Regions from separate parts of the Homo sapiens genome. Here regions 2 and 3 are each linked to region 1. A link is a contact called in ENCODE Hi-C or POLR2A ChIA-PET data. All regions are on one chromosome and are shown on one strand. The core of a region is the stretch at or near the end of the contact, and the rest is flanking DNA. Distances in the headings are between cores, read along the strand shown.

What was found. Hi-C counts contacts between places; a loop is a spot of excess contacts on that map. ChIA-PET counts read pairs that join two places held with the same protein, here RNA polymerase II (POLR2A). Pooled maps may share reads with other maps.
Region 2: a map of naive thymus-derived CD4-positive, alpha-beta T cell shows a loop between it and region 1 (7-fold over the local background). The contact joins the promoter of IFRD2 here to the promoter of IP6K2 in region 1. A Hi-C loop is called at or near these places in 1 of 168 maps with a recorded cell type or tissue (naive thymus-derived CD4-positive, alpha-beta T cell) and 6 of 50 pooled maps. POLR2A ChIA-PET finds 5 or more read pairs at or near these places in 1 of 52 experiments (endothelial cell of umbilical vein).
Region 3: a pooled map shows a loop between it and region 1 (17-fold over the local background). The contact joins the promoter of IP6K1 here to the promoter of IP6K2 in region 1. A Hi-C loop is called at or near these places in 6 of 50 pooled maps. POLR2A ChIA-PET finds 5 or more read pairs at or near these places in 2 of 52 experiments (activated CD4-positive, alpha-beta T cell and activated naive CD8-positive, alpha-beta T cell).

Annotation. Positions count from the first base shown.
Region 1 is chr3:48,714,931-48,719,119 of GRCh38, reverse strand. It overlaps IP6K2 (inositol hexakisphosphate kinase 2), which reads left to right and starts at 1,899. Exons shown (of 6, transcript NM_016291.4): 1 at 1,899-1,963.
Region 2 is chr3:50,289,923-50,294,111 of GRCh38, reverse strand. It overlaps IFRD2 (interferon related developmental regulator 2), which reads left to right and starts at 1,683. Exons shown (of 12, transcript NM_006764.5): 1 at 1,683-1,895; 2 at 3,433-3,552; 3 at 3,640-3,724; 4 at 3,818-3,942; 5 at 4,026-4,183. The coding sequence starts at 1,838. It overlaps HYAL3 (hyaluronidase 3), which reads left to right. Exons shown (of 4, transcript NM_003549.4): 3 at 391-480; 4 at 597-1,280. The coding sequence ends at 866. RefSeq lists enhancers at 249-804, 1,195-1,384 and a silencer at 1,765-1,974.
Region 3 is chr3:49,784,419-49,788,607 of GRCh38, reverse strand. It overlaps IP6K1 (inositol hexakisphosphate kinase 1), which reads left to right and starts at 2,066. Exons shown (of 6, transcript NM_153273.4): 1 at 2,066-2,254. RefSeq lists silencers at 213-422, 1,203-1,367, 2,103-2,452 and enhancers at 1,543-1,612, 1,699-2,388.

The sequences.
Region 1 (4,189 bases), core at 650-3,149:
CTATGGAAACATATAGAGCCAGGATGAGGGGATAAAGGTGGTACTGAGTGCTGGGGGCAGAGTGGGGCAGGTTACAGTCTGAAATGAGGGGCTCTGAGAGCTGGGGTGCAGCTCTTTGGAAATCTGTGCAATCCAGGCATGGGAACAACCATAACTCATACACTGTGCAGGAGAGTGCATGGGGTGTGATGTGTGAGGAACACTGGGAGATTGAGCAGCAAGGCCAAAAGCTGGCCGGGGAGATACAGTCGGGGGGGTGATAGGGAATTATGAAGGTCCTGATGTCTCTGGTTTTCCCTTGGGGAGGAAGTACTCCAGGGTTCTGAGCAGGGAATGGGAGGATCTGACTCATGTATTCACAGGCTGATGTGTGCAGAACAGACTGAAGGCATCAGGGGCAGCAAGAGGAGACCAGGAGGCAGCTGTGACATTGCACTCAAGAGAAATGGTGGCAGTTTGGACTCAGTGAAAGGTATGGAGGTGGCAAGAAGTGATTTCATTCTGGGTAGATGATGCTGATGGAGACAGCAGACCTTCCTGGTGCACTGAATATAGATGGGAAAGAGAGTAGTCAAGGGGTACTTTGAGGTGTTTGACTTGAGCAATAAGAAGGGCTGAGATGCTATCACTCAATTTGGGGAAAGTGGGGTGAAGTAGGTTTGGCGGATGAGCCAGTGTTAGGGTAGCACAAGTTGCGTTTGAGATGCCAGCAACTGGAAGTCAGAGTGCAGATGTCTAGTTGACAGTGGGACTAGTGAATCTGCCACTCAGGAAGGGTCTGGACTGGACAAACACTTTTAGGAGTGATTGACATGTAGGTGGCATTTGAAGTCATGAGCCTGGATAAGATTTTGGAAGAGTGAGTGTAGACAAAGAGAAAACACACAGATGAGAAACTGGTGAGACTGGAGGAAACCAGGAGGACATGGAGCCCTGGAAACCACATGCTAAGGTGAGAGGAGCTGCTCACAGAAGTCTCTCCTATCCACTGTTATAAGGTCAGGGATATTTATTTATTTTCCTTTTTTGTTCACTGCTGTATTTCCAATACCGAGTGTAAGTGCTTAATAAATACTTGTTGAATTAAAAAGTGTATGAGTGAATTTACACCTTTGCAAATGCCCAGTACACAGGGCTGCAACATTGTTCTCCTTTACAGAAAGAGCAGAGATCAGGTAGGAGGCTCTGCCCATTCTCAGTGGCACTAACCCTCTCCTTTGCCTTTCACAGCTATGCTGACATTCACTCAGGTGAGAGCCCTTCTGTCCAACACAGGCCCAAGACAAATGAGCCTCAGACAAGCCCTGTGGTGTGGTGCTTGGTGGGAGCTGGGTTGGGCACTGGGTCATCCACCAGTCCCCAGAAAACTCTATGGCCACTTCTCTGTCCACCCTTCCATATCTAATAATCTGTCTGTCTGTATCTATAACCATTTCTTTGTCCACCGTCTACAGGCACTCTTTTGTCCCTCTTTCCGTCTATTCACATCCAGTCTTCTGTCCATCTGCTAGAGTGACCAACTTCCCAGTTTGTAGTGGACTGTCTCTGTGTTAGCATTGAAATTCCTGCATCCTGCGAAATCGCTCACTACTGAACAAACCAAGACTGTTGGTCAATCCATCTGTTTCCCAGGTATCCTGCTGTCCATCGGCCCGCAGCTAGTCTATCCACCCAACCGCCCGTCAGACCTCCGGCCCACCCTCCCAGACGGAGGACAATGCTCCGCCCTCTCTGGCCCCGCCCCCAGTCACCGCCTTTTCCGGAAGCTGCTGCAGCGAATCCTGGCACCCTAGCAACAGCGCCTTTCAGGCTGTCCAGTCCGCGTGCGCAGCTCCTAGGACGAGCCAATAGTGAGGGGCACCGGGAGCGAGGTGCAGGGGGCGGGGCTCGGCCTGGCCGCAGCCATTTTGGTGCGAGAGAAACAATAGGACGGAAACGCCGAGGAACCCGGCTGAGGCGGCAGGTAAAGCTCGCGTCCTATGGCCCTAGTGCCCGAGGAGCTTTGAGGGAGATTTTTTCAGGCTACTGGGAAACGGGATCTCTGATCATTGGAGTCTCCCAGGTTATTTGGGAAAGACTTCTTCCGTGGTCATTGTGGGGGAAATCTCCCGGGGTCCCTGTGGATTCGATTTCCCTGGGTCATTTGGGAGGAGGGTTTTTCTTCTGATCATTGGGGGAGGGATTTCCGTGGTTTTGGGGGTCCAGCATCCTCCCCGGTCATTGGAGGGGGTCTCCCGGGTTTGGGGGAGGGCAGGATCTTTCCTGGTCATTGAGATCTCCCCGGGTCTTGGGAAGCGCAAGATCTACGGTGTCATTGAGGGGTCTCCCCAGGTCATTGGCGGCCACGATCTCCCCAGATATTTGGCGGGTGGAGGGGTCTTCCCGGATCTTTGGATAGGGAGTCAGCTCAGCGCCTCAGGTACTGTTACCTGGGGTCGGCAGATGTGCAGCCATTTTGAGTGTTGAATGCCATTTGGGCCCGTCAGATGGTGTTCGATGAGGGAATCTACACACTTAACCTTATTATAGAAAAAATGCCTTTAAATGGATAAGAGGACACCTTTATAGTGATATTTCCACTCTTTACGTTTGATTACAGACCGCTTTTGTCTTTTGCATCCTAATGGCTTATTTCATTTTAGGATTGTATTCGTTCTCATATATCAACTAAGCTACACTAGCAGAAAAGTGAGTGAAAATAAAATGTAGAAACCAGTAAAATCCAGTGCTCTTAAATACCAGGGAAAACAGAACTAGTCACTGCTTGGAATTAAACATTTCCGTAGCAGAATGTACACAGAACAAAAAATCATCTTGAATAGTTTTAAGAAAAAGTACTGGCACTTTGGAACGTGGTAACAAAAATGTTGTAGATCATCGGTTCTATGATATTTTTAATAGAGGACCATGATTACAGTAATTTTGTTGAATTCTAGTGTTTAAAATGTTTGCTGTATTTGCAGTTGTAGCCAGGTAATATTTTAAGTGAACTAAGATGCTTATTTATATAGGTTGTTGCTGTGGGGTTTGTATAATTGCATCGTGTAACTTGGGTGTTAAGTATTTAAAGAGAAGCTTCAGGGTGTTGTTTTAACTTTAGCCACTATCAGAGTTAGAAAGGGCCAAATGAATACTTTATCACATTTGACATAATAGGCAAATTGATGGCCTAGTAACTTTTTTTTTTTTTGAGAAAAAGTTAAACTGTTAACTGTCATTTAAAATTTTTTTTCTATTTTCTGTGGTCTTGTCTGACATTGTCATTTCGATAGATTTACCTGCTTTGTGACTTTAGAATTCACAGGCATTGTTAGAAATCAAATGGAGAATCACTTGAGCCCAGCAGTTCAAGATCAACCTGGGCAACATAGCAACACCCTGTCTCTACAAAAAAAAAAAAAAAAAGAGAGAGAGAGAAAGAAATGAAATGGATAAGAACACTGACTAGAGTTAATACAATTGTAGAAACTAGCTTTTTGTTTGTTTGGTTTGTTTTTTATGCAGGGCCTGGGTAGGGAGGGAGCAAGGCAGGGACCTGGGAGATCTAGAAATCAGTGTAACAGATATAATAGATTTCTTTTGTGTTTCAAAGCTTCCTAGGTGACAGACAGGTACACTGTATGCTAGCCCTGTATCTGTCTGAGCAGTGGAATGTGCCAGGAAAGAAGGAGCAACCACTGACTGATGAACCTTTGCCAGTCTCCCTTCCAAGAGGGATGCCAGAGCCTTCTGTAAGCTCCTGAGATGTCACTGGTATCTAGGCAACAGGGATGAGCCTGAACCTCCCTGAGGCCAGCTTACTGAGGTGAAAATTTTCCATTGTTTGGCTCATAAAGAGGATGCACTGGGGAAGAATTTTCCCTTTAAGTGAAGTTATTTCACCTAGTGGGATAATCTTGGGTAACAAATTGAACACACTCTTATACATTAGAAAGTAAGCAGATGATTATTCTCATGTTATTACATTTTAAAGCATGTTTTTGTTTTTTTAAATTATGTTTTTGCCTATTTGTGTACCATATAATAAAAGTAATAAGAAGTAGTTGTGTTTTACAGTATATTCTGGTGGCAAGGAAATGTCCTTCTCTCCAAAAATTGAGTTTAGAGCCCACTTCAGGATTTGGAGAAGTCAATTTGCCGAGATGATGCACAGTTGATTTGGGTCTGTCATCCATAACCAGCTTCAGTA
Region 2 (4,189 bases), core at 434-2,933, 1.6 Mb before region 1:
CCCAGGCTGGTATTGAACTCCTGGGCTCAAGTGATTCTCCCGCTTTTGCCTCCCAAAGTGTGGGATTACAGGTGTGAGCCACTGTGCCCAGCCTAAAAAATTATTAGCCAGGTGTTATGCACCTGTAGTCCCAGCTGCTTGGGAGGCTGAGGTGGGAGGATTACTTGATCCCAGGAGTTCAAGGCTGCAGTGAGCTATGATCATGCCACTGCACTCCAGCCTGGATGACAGAGTAAAACCCCGCCTCTAAAACCAAACCAAACTAGAGAGTCCCTACTGTAGAGTTAGAATCAGATTGTGACAGTGAACCAGAAGAGTTTCTTGAATGTGGATGTGTGCCCACATGGATCTGGCCAGCCCAGCACTGGCTTAGCAGCTCTCTGCCTCCAGGATGACCTTGTGCAGTCCATTGGTGTGAGTGCAGCACTAGGGGCAGCCGGCGTGGTGCTCTGGGGGGACCTGAGCCTCTCCAGCTCTGAGGTGATCATTGCCCCTTTGAGCCTGCCATGTAGCACATGCTGGGGTCCCAGGGTGGGGGACGGCCATGTCAAGATTATAGAGCAGGCATATTGACACATATCTTCCCTTCTCCTCAGGAGGAGTGCTGGCATCTCCATGACTACCTGGTGGACACCTTGGGCCCCTATGTGATCAATGTGACCAGGGCAGCGATGGCCTGCAGTCACCAGCGGTGCCATGGCCACGGGCGCTGTGCCCGGCGAGATCCAGGACAGATGGAAGCCTTTCTACACCTGTGGCCAGACGGCAGCCTTGGAGATTGGAAGTCCTTCAGCTGCCACTGTTACTGGGGCTGGGCTGGCCCCACCTGCCAGGAGCCCAGGCCTGGGCCTAAAGAAGCAGTATAAAGCCAGGGCCCCTGCCACTGCCTCTTCTTTTCCCTGCTGCCACTTTTCCAGTCCTGGAACTACTCTGTCCCACTCTTGCTCTATTCAGTTTACAGTCAACCCTCCCAAGCACACACCCCGCTTCCCTTGGAATCCCTGAGGGGTAGAAGGGGCCAGAAAAAACGCTTATAAAACCAGAGGCCCTCTGAGATCATGTGAGTCCTCCATGGCAAGGAAGCAGTTCCAGGGAGAGTCAGGTTCCAGCTAGTTAGGGCTGCCAGCCTAGGGCTTTGTGCCTACACCTCACTAAGCCCATGGAGAGGTCACAGATGGGCCGTGCACGGGCAGATGGGCCCCAAAAAATCTTGGCGAAGGTCGGTAAAGTGCTAAGCTGTTGTCTGCACTCTTTCATCATAAAGTCACTTTTTTCCACTGCCTGAGGTTTGGCTGTTGCTCCTGTTATCCCAAGCTCTAAGCCCTTCCCATGGTCCCCAGACCCAGGCAGGGGTAGGTCTCGTCTGGAGTGTCCCGCTGCCAAGTGCCCTGAGAAGCCAGTCCTGCCTTGGTGCTCCACTGAGGGACGCTTCGGAGTTAACCACCGTGCACTTGTTCCCGACGCGGGGCTGGGGCGCGCGCAGGGCATTGTGGGTGCATAGTTCAGCCAGCGCGTCGTCGGCTGGTGGGCCCCAGGCGTGGACTACCATTCCCATGGTGCTCTACGCGCAGCTAGCCGCCGTCGCCTGCGCGCTCAGGCCTCTGGGATTAGTAGTTTTAGCCTCGTGGATGTGGGCCTGAATCGGATGGCCTGGAACTCGCCTTCCCGGCGACCTGTTTGGCAGGGCGGGGCGCCTCGCGAAGATGGTGGCGCGCGTGGCGTGTGGCTCCCGTCGTCTGGCCAAGTCTCAGCGCAGCGCACCGGCCGGCGTCTCGTTGGCCTGGAGCCCACACCCACCGGGTCCCTGACCCCGCGCCCCCCGCGCCCGGTTCCCGGCATGCCTCGCGCCCGTAAGGGCAACACGCTCCGGAAGGGTGGTCAGCGCCGTGGAGGAGGTGAGTGGGGTGGGGGGCGCGGGACAGCTGTATGAGCGGCGGGCGGGGGTCCTGCTGGATCCCCTTGGTTGTTCTCGAGGGCCCTGGGTGGGGAACCCCCTCGGCCAGCCCCACGCAGCTTCCCATAACTCTACCGAGGCTGGCACGTGCCCCAGCAGTCATTGGCCACGTGCGTGCCCAACTTGAGCTCGCTGCCCACTGCCTGTTGGGAGTCCGCGCTCCCAGCGGTGACCCGGCCAGCCCCTCCGGGCCTCAGTTGCCTGCTGGGTGGACAAACTCACCGGACAGGGCAGGAAGCCAGTCCTCTTGCCAAACCCTGATCCTTTCCTGGACTGGTCAAGGAAGTTGGCGGGAGTCCTGGCCTGCTCCGGTGAAGAGAGGGAGGGGGCTCTGTTGGGAAGCTACCTGGTTAGGGCCTTGGCAGCTTGGCAGGCCTGACTCCACAAGGTAGCTGAGTATCCTGGAGCCTGAGGCAGTCTTGGGACTCGCTTATCAGCTTAGACCAGGAGCCTATCTTAATGCGTTAAACACATATGTTTACTCTGCTGGGATGGGGTGCCTACCACGCACAAATTTATTTATTTTTATTCTTGAGGGGGAAGGGAGGAGGGCCGGGCACAGGAAGGAGGAAAATACCTAGGCACAACTTTAAACTGGTCACCACCATGGTGGGTTTTGGGTGGGGGACATCTAATAGGGTGTGGAACATGTTCACTGAGTGGTGTCAGCCCCAGACTTAGGACTCAGGGAGGCCTGGGGGGAAGTGCTTCTGGGTGAGTCCTGAGAGGATGGAGAAGAGAGCAAGTTGTACAAAGACCTGGCAGCTGGAGGGACCCCAGCGCAGTGGAGTGAATGAGGGAAGGCTGGGCTGCTCCGGCAGGTAGAATAGTAAGATAAAATGGGAGCAGGCTGGGCGTGGTGGCTCACACCTGTAATCCCAGCACTTTGGGAGGCCAAGGCAGGCAGATCACCTGAGGCCAGGAGTTCGAGACCAGCCTGACCAACATGGAGAAACCCTATCTACTAAAAATACAAAATTAGCTGGGTGTGGTGTCGTATGCCTGTAATCCCAGCTACTCGGGAGGCTGAGGCAGGAGAATCACTGGAACCCGGGAGGCAGAGGTCGCAGTGAGCCGAGATGGCGTCATTGCACTCCAGCCTGGGCAACAAGAGCAAAACTCTGTCTCAAAAAAAAAAAAAAAAAAAAAAGGTGGCGGGGAGCAGAGGCCAGTGCGCAGGCTGGACTTTGTCCTGCAGATGAGGGGTGTGAGTAGTTCTTAGAAGTAGGGCCAGCCTGGTGATCACACCCTGTCCAAAACTCTGCCACAGCAGCCAACCTTGCCAATGTCAGCCCTTGGCCCTGGACAGACCCCACACACAGGAGTGCACCAGCCCTACTGAACTGACCCTTGGCTTTGGTTTTTCATCTCTGAGAGGGACACCATTCTATCTTTTGGGATTATGAGGTCGAGTGAGGTACCCCCAGCCATCCCTCATCAGTAGAGGCAAGTTGAGTGTCCTATTCCACCTTCTCCAGGTGCCCGGAGCAGTGCCCAAGCTGACTCGGGTTCCAGTGACGATGAGGCAGCCAGTGAGGCCCGCAGCACCGCCAGTGAATGCCCCAGCCTTCTCAGCACCACTGCAGAGGACAGCCTTGGTGAGAGCGGGTGGAAGTTTGACAGGGGCTTGGTGAGGGCTCCATGGGCTGAGGACAAGAAGCGGTGCTGACCAGGTGGCCTTGCAGGGGGGGATGTCGTGGATGAGCAGGGCCAGCAGGAAGACCTTGAGGAAAAGCTGAAGGAGTATGTGGACTGTCTCACAGACAAGAGGTACCCCTGGCTGCCAGCCAACTCCTACACCCAGCTCCAAGTGTGATCAAGGGAGGGCTGGCCCATATGACCCCCCTTCTCGACCTCCCCCAGTGCCAAGACCCGGCAGGGTGCTCTTGAGAGCCTGCGCCTGGCCCTAGCGTCCCGCCTACTCCCCGACTTCTTGCTGGAGCGCCGCCTCACGCTAGCCGATGCCCTGGAAAAGTGCCTCAAGAAAGGTTGGACCTGGGGGTGTGTGGGAGACTTAAACTGGGCAGACACTGGCCCTTGCTGCATGGGCTGACTGGAAAGCATCCCACAGGGAAGGGCGAGGAACAAGCCCTGGCTGCTGCTGTGCTAGGCCTGCTCTGCGTGCAGCTGGGCCCTGGACCTAAGGGTGAGGAGCTGTTTCACAGCCTGCAGCCTCTGCTGGTCTCTGTGCTCAGTGACAGCACAGCTAGCCCTGCTGCCCGGCTCCACGTGAGT
Region 3 (4,189 bases), core at 817-3,316, 1.1 Mb before region 1:
CTTTGGGTACATACCCAGCAGTGGGATTGCTGGATCATGTGGTAGCTGTATTTTTAGTTTTCTGAGGAACCTCCGAACTGTTATCCACAGTAGTTATACCACTGTTGCTTTTTGAGGGTCCCATCAAACTTCAGGGCAATTTGCCAACTGTATGTGGAGGTTTTCTTGGGAAGGATCTGGAGCTTTTGCACTGCGGTGAGGGGTGATGCAGACTTGAGAATCCTGTGGCATGGCTGGTCCTGGAGGATTAGCAGAATCCCCCTTTTGAGGGTTGTTGGCTTTTCTTCCTGATCTGTTTCTTCTGGTTCCTCTGCTCTCACATCTCCCTGTGTTGACCTGAGCTATTGCATGTAGCCAAGTGGCCTGCAGCAATCTGCTGGTGGGCAGGTCTTGCTGGATGCAGTGTTGGCCCACTCTCCATGCCCAACCTGACATCAGGTCTCAGGCTTCTGCCAGCTCTCCAAGAGGACCTTACTGTGGTAAATCCAAGTTATCACAGTCTTTACTCGTCTGTTGAGTCTGTGGGCCTGAACCCCCTCAGGGTACTGGAGAACCTCCCTTTTTTTTTTTTGAGACAGAATTTTGCTCTGTCACCCAGGCTAGAGTGTGGTGGCGTGATCTCAGCTCACTGAACCTCTGCCTCCCAGGTTCAAGTGATCCTCCTGCCTCAACCTCCTGAGTAGCTGGGATTACAGGCACCTGCCATCACGTCCAGCTAATTTTTGTATTTTTAGTAGGGACAGGGTTTCACCATTTTGGCCAGGCTGGTCTCGAACCTCTGACCTCAAGTGATCCACCTTCTTTGGCCTCCCAAAGTGCTGGATTACAGGCATGAGCCACTGCGCCTAGCTAGGAGGACCTCCCCTTCTGAACCAGTTATGGTATCCCAGGGCCAGGAAGAAGCTGAAAGCCTTCTGTGGGAACAAAACAAAGCAAAACAAAAACGCTTCATGGGGCTTCCACCAAAGTTAGTGTTTTAAGGCACGCCTCAGGAACAGCAACTTGGAAGCAGGTTGTTCCAGGAAGTGGTTGTAGGCAGATTTTTCCTGAGTTCTTCCCCTGCTCTGAGGGCTCATTAAATCTTCCTCTGAGAAGCTCCACTTTTATCTTCATTTTACAGATGGGACAACCAAAGCTAAAGAGAGGCTAAGGCTCAAAAGTCAGAGTTAGCTAGTTGGGGCATTTGGGTGTGGGCCCAGGCCACGTAACTTCATCTGTTGTTCTAAGCCTGAAGCCAAGCCCAGAGTTAGGTGTTCTGTATGGGGAGCAAGGTGTGACCATCTTCCTGGGACCATTAGTCTGCTTGGGAGGCCGGTCATGACAGTCCAGGGCAAAAGATGCTGTCACAGGATCTCAAGACAAGATGCTCTAGGGAAGAGAAAAGGGAGTGCCCGCTGTGTGTCAGGACTTGTGCTAGGCTCTAAACCTCAGGCAGGAAAGCATGGGCAATGAGCCAGAGGCTGCTGTGGCAGCACAGACTGCGGTACCTCGAGGCTAGTAAGGGACAAAGCGTGGGAAGCTGGGATAGAGGCTCCTCACACTCTGAAACCAGCAGGAGGAGGTGCGAGACCCAGCACCTCCATTTCTAGAGGTGGCGTGACCTTGGCTCGGCCTCCCCTCTCTGAGCCTCAGTTTCCTCTCCAGAGTGAACTGGGGGCTGCACCCCCCTTCTCCCAGAGTGGGGGACAAAAAAACGAATAGCACACCGCTGAGATTCCCTGTGTGTGCGCAAGTGTATGACAAGACGCCGCCGGTACCGCACGAGGGCCAGGGACGCAGAGAGGCCAAGGGCGCTCCGGCCTCGTAGTAGCCAGCGAAAACTCCGCCGCCAGCCACTCCGGGAACGAAGCGCATGCGCCAACCCATGCCGTCACAGTCACGTGCCCCACGCTTTCGGCAGAGGCCCTGAGAGGCAGACTCTGACTGACACGTGAGCTGACCTGTCAGCAGGAAGCACTTCCCCTGGCGACGAGCAAAAAGACTGTTGATTGGGGATAGCACCCCCTCGGGGGCGGGTTCTTTGCAGTCCTGGTTACTATGACGCCCGGCCCCCGCCCCCTCGGCTAGCCGCCATCTTGTTGTTGATCCGTACCCAGTGGGCAGCGCCGGGAGCTGGACCAAGCGGCCGGTGAGAGGCCGCTGTAGCGGTGCTCAGCCACCTGTGCTGCCTGCCAGGGGGCGGGCCGAAACCTGGAGGCCCGGGGGGCCCAGCTCCCGTAGGGAGCCGTGGGCGCTCGGTGCCCGGGCCGGGCAGGTGAGTGACAGGAGCCGGGCCGATAGACCGGCCTGACGCCCGCGGGGAGGGCGGTGGCGGGCGCGGGGTTGGAGTGGGCGCGTGTGGGGTCGGGGCTCCGGTGGGGCCATCACTGGAACATCGCTCGAGCGTCCTGACCGGCCGCCCGCCGAGCCTCCCAGATGCTGGCACCGAAGCCGGGGGGACAGCCGGTGTGGAGGACGGAGAGCGCCAGTGCCTGAGGGTTGGCCGGCTAGTAGCGGGAAACCAGCTTCTCTGACCGAAGCTCTGGACTCCGCTGATCCGGAGCGCTAAAGTGTGTCCGGTGCCACCCTGATGCTCTCCTGGGAGTTATGTTGCTCCTGGCTGAGAAATAGACTTACCTCTTTCTTAGATAGCGTTCCTGCGAGTGATTTTCAGGACGCTGGATGCTAAGACTAGACGAAGCAAGCCAAAGCCCCCGCGAGCCAGGCAGGCCGGTGTCACGGCCCTATGATTATGGCAAGGGGGACCCTCTGCCTGGCTGCTGCTTCCTGAGACCCGTTCGGAACCTCACGTGTACCTCGAAGCTCACCGTTTTCCTCGCAAAGAACCTGGTTAAATGTCCATAATGGCTGAGTTTTATTTTGGAACATAATTTCTTTGGTTCTTCACCACCACTTTTTGGAGAGTGGTAATGTCTTCCTCTTTTTGCTTTAGGAGAAAGTGAGTATTATGGTGATGACTTGATTTTATCTCCTAAAGGGATGCTCGCCATAGGAGACAAAGGAAACGTAGGAGTGTCTTAGAATCGGAAAAAGAAACTTGTTTTTGTTGTGGATGATATGGAACTGGCAAATTAACTGTTTTTTTTCTTTTTTTTCTTTTGAGACAGAGTCTCTCGCTCTGTTGCCCAGGCCGGAGTGCAGTGGCGCGATCTCGGCTCACCACAGCCTCCACCTCCCGGGTTCAAGCGATTATCCTGCCTCAGCCTCCCGAGTAGGTAGGACTACAGACACGCGCCACCATGCCCGGCTAATTTTTGTATTTTTAATAGAGACGGGGTTTCACCATGTTGGCCAGGCTGGTCTCGAACTCCTGACCTCGTGATCCACCCCCCTTGGCCTCCCAAAGTGCTGGGGTTACAAGTGTGAGCCACTATGCCCGGCGCAAATTAACTTTTAACAGTACTAAAATTATCTTGCTCAGTGAAAACACCTTCAAGCCCCTTTCCTGTGAATTTGGGCAAGTTGGAGATCCTCAGTAGAGTGTGCAGGTCTAGGAAGAGTTCTCATTGCTCCAAAACACATTTCTCTTGACCTGTGGCCTCTTTGGTTCTTTGTACAGTCTTCTTGTATGTGGTCATAGAATATGCCTGCATGAGATGACTAAGAAGTCAAGCGACAATACTTTGTGCACTTTTTGTTTTGTTTTGTTTTGTTTTGTTTTTTTGAGATGGAGTCTTGCTCCGTTGCCAGGCTGGAGTACAGTGGTGCCATCTCGGCTCACTGCAACCTCTGACTCCCTGGTTCAAGCAATTTTCCTGCCTCAGCCTCCCGAGTAGCTGGGACTACAGGCACGTGCCACCACACCTGGCTAATTTTTGTATTTTTAGTAGAGACGGGGTTTCACTATGTTGGCCAGACTGGTCTCGAACTCCTGACCTCATGATCAACCCGCCTCCGCCTCCCAAATTGTTGGGATTACAGGCATGAGCCACCGCGCCAAGCCTACTTTTTTTTTTTTTTTCTGAGACGAAGTCTCGTTCTCTCACCCAGGCTGGAGTGCAATGGCACAATCTCAGCTGACTGCAACCTCTGCCTCCTGGGTTCAAGCAAGTCTCCTGCCCCAGCCTCCCAAGTAGCTGGGATTACAGGTGCGTGCCACCATGCCCGGCTAATTTCTGTATTTTTAGTAGAGACCTGGTTTCACCATGTTGTTCAGGCTGATCTCGAACTCCTGACCTCCTGATCCGCC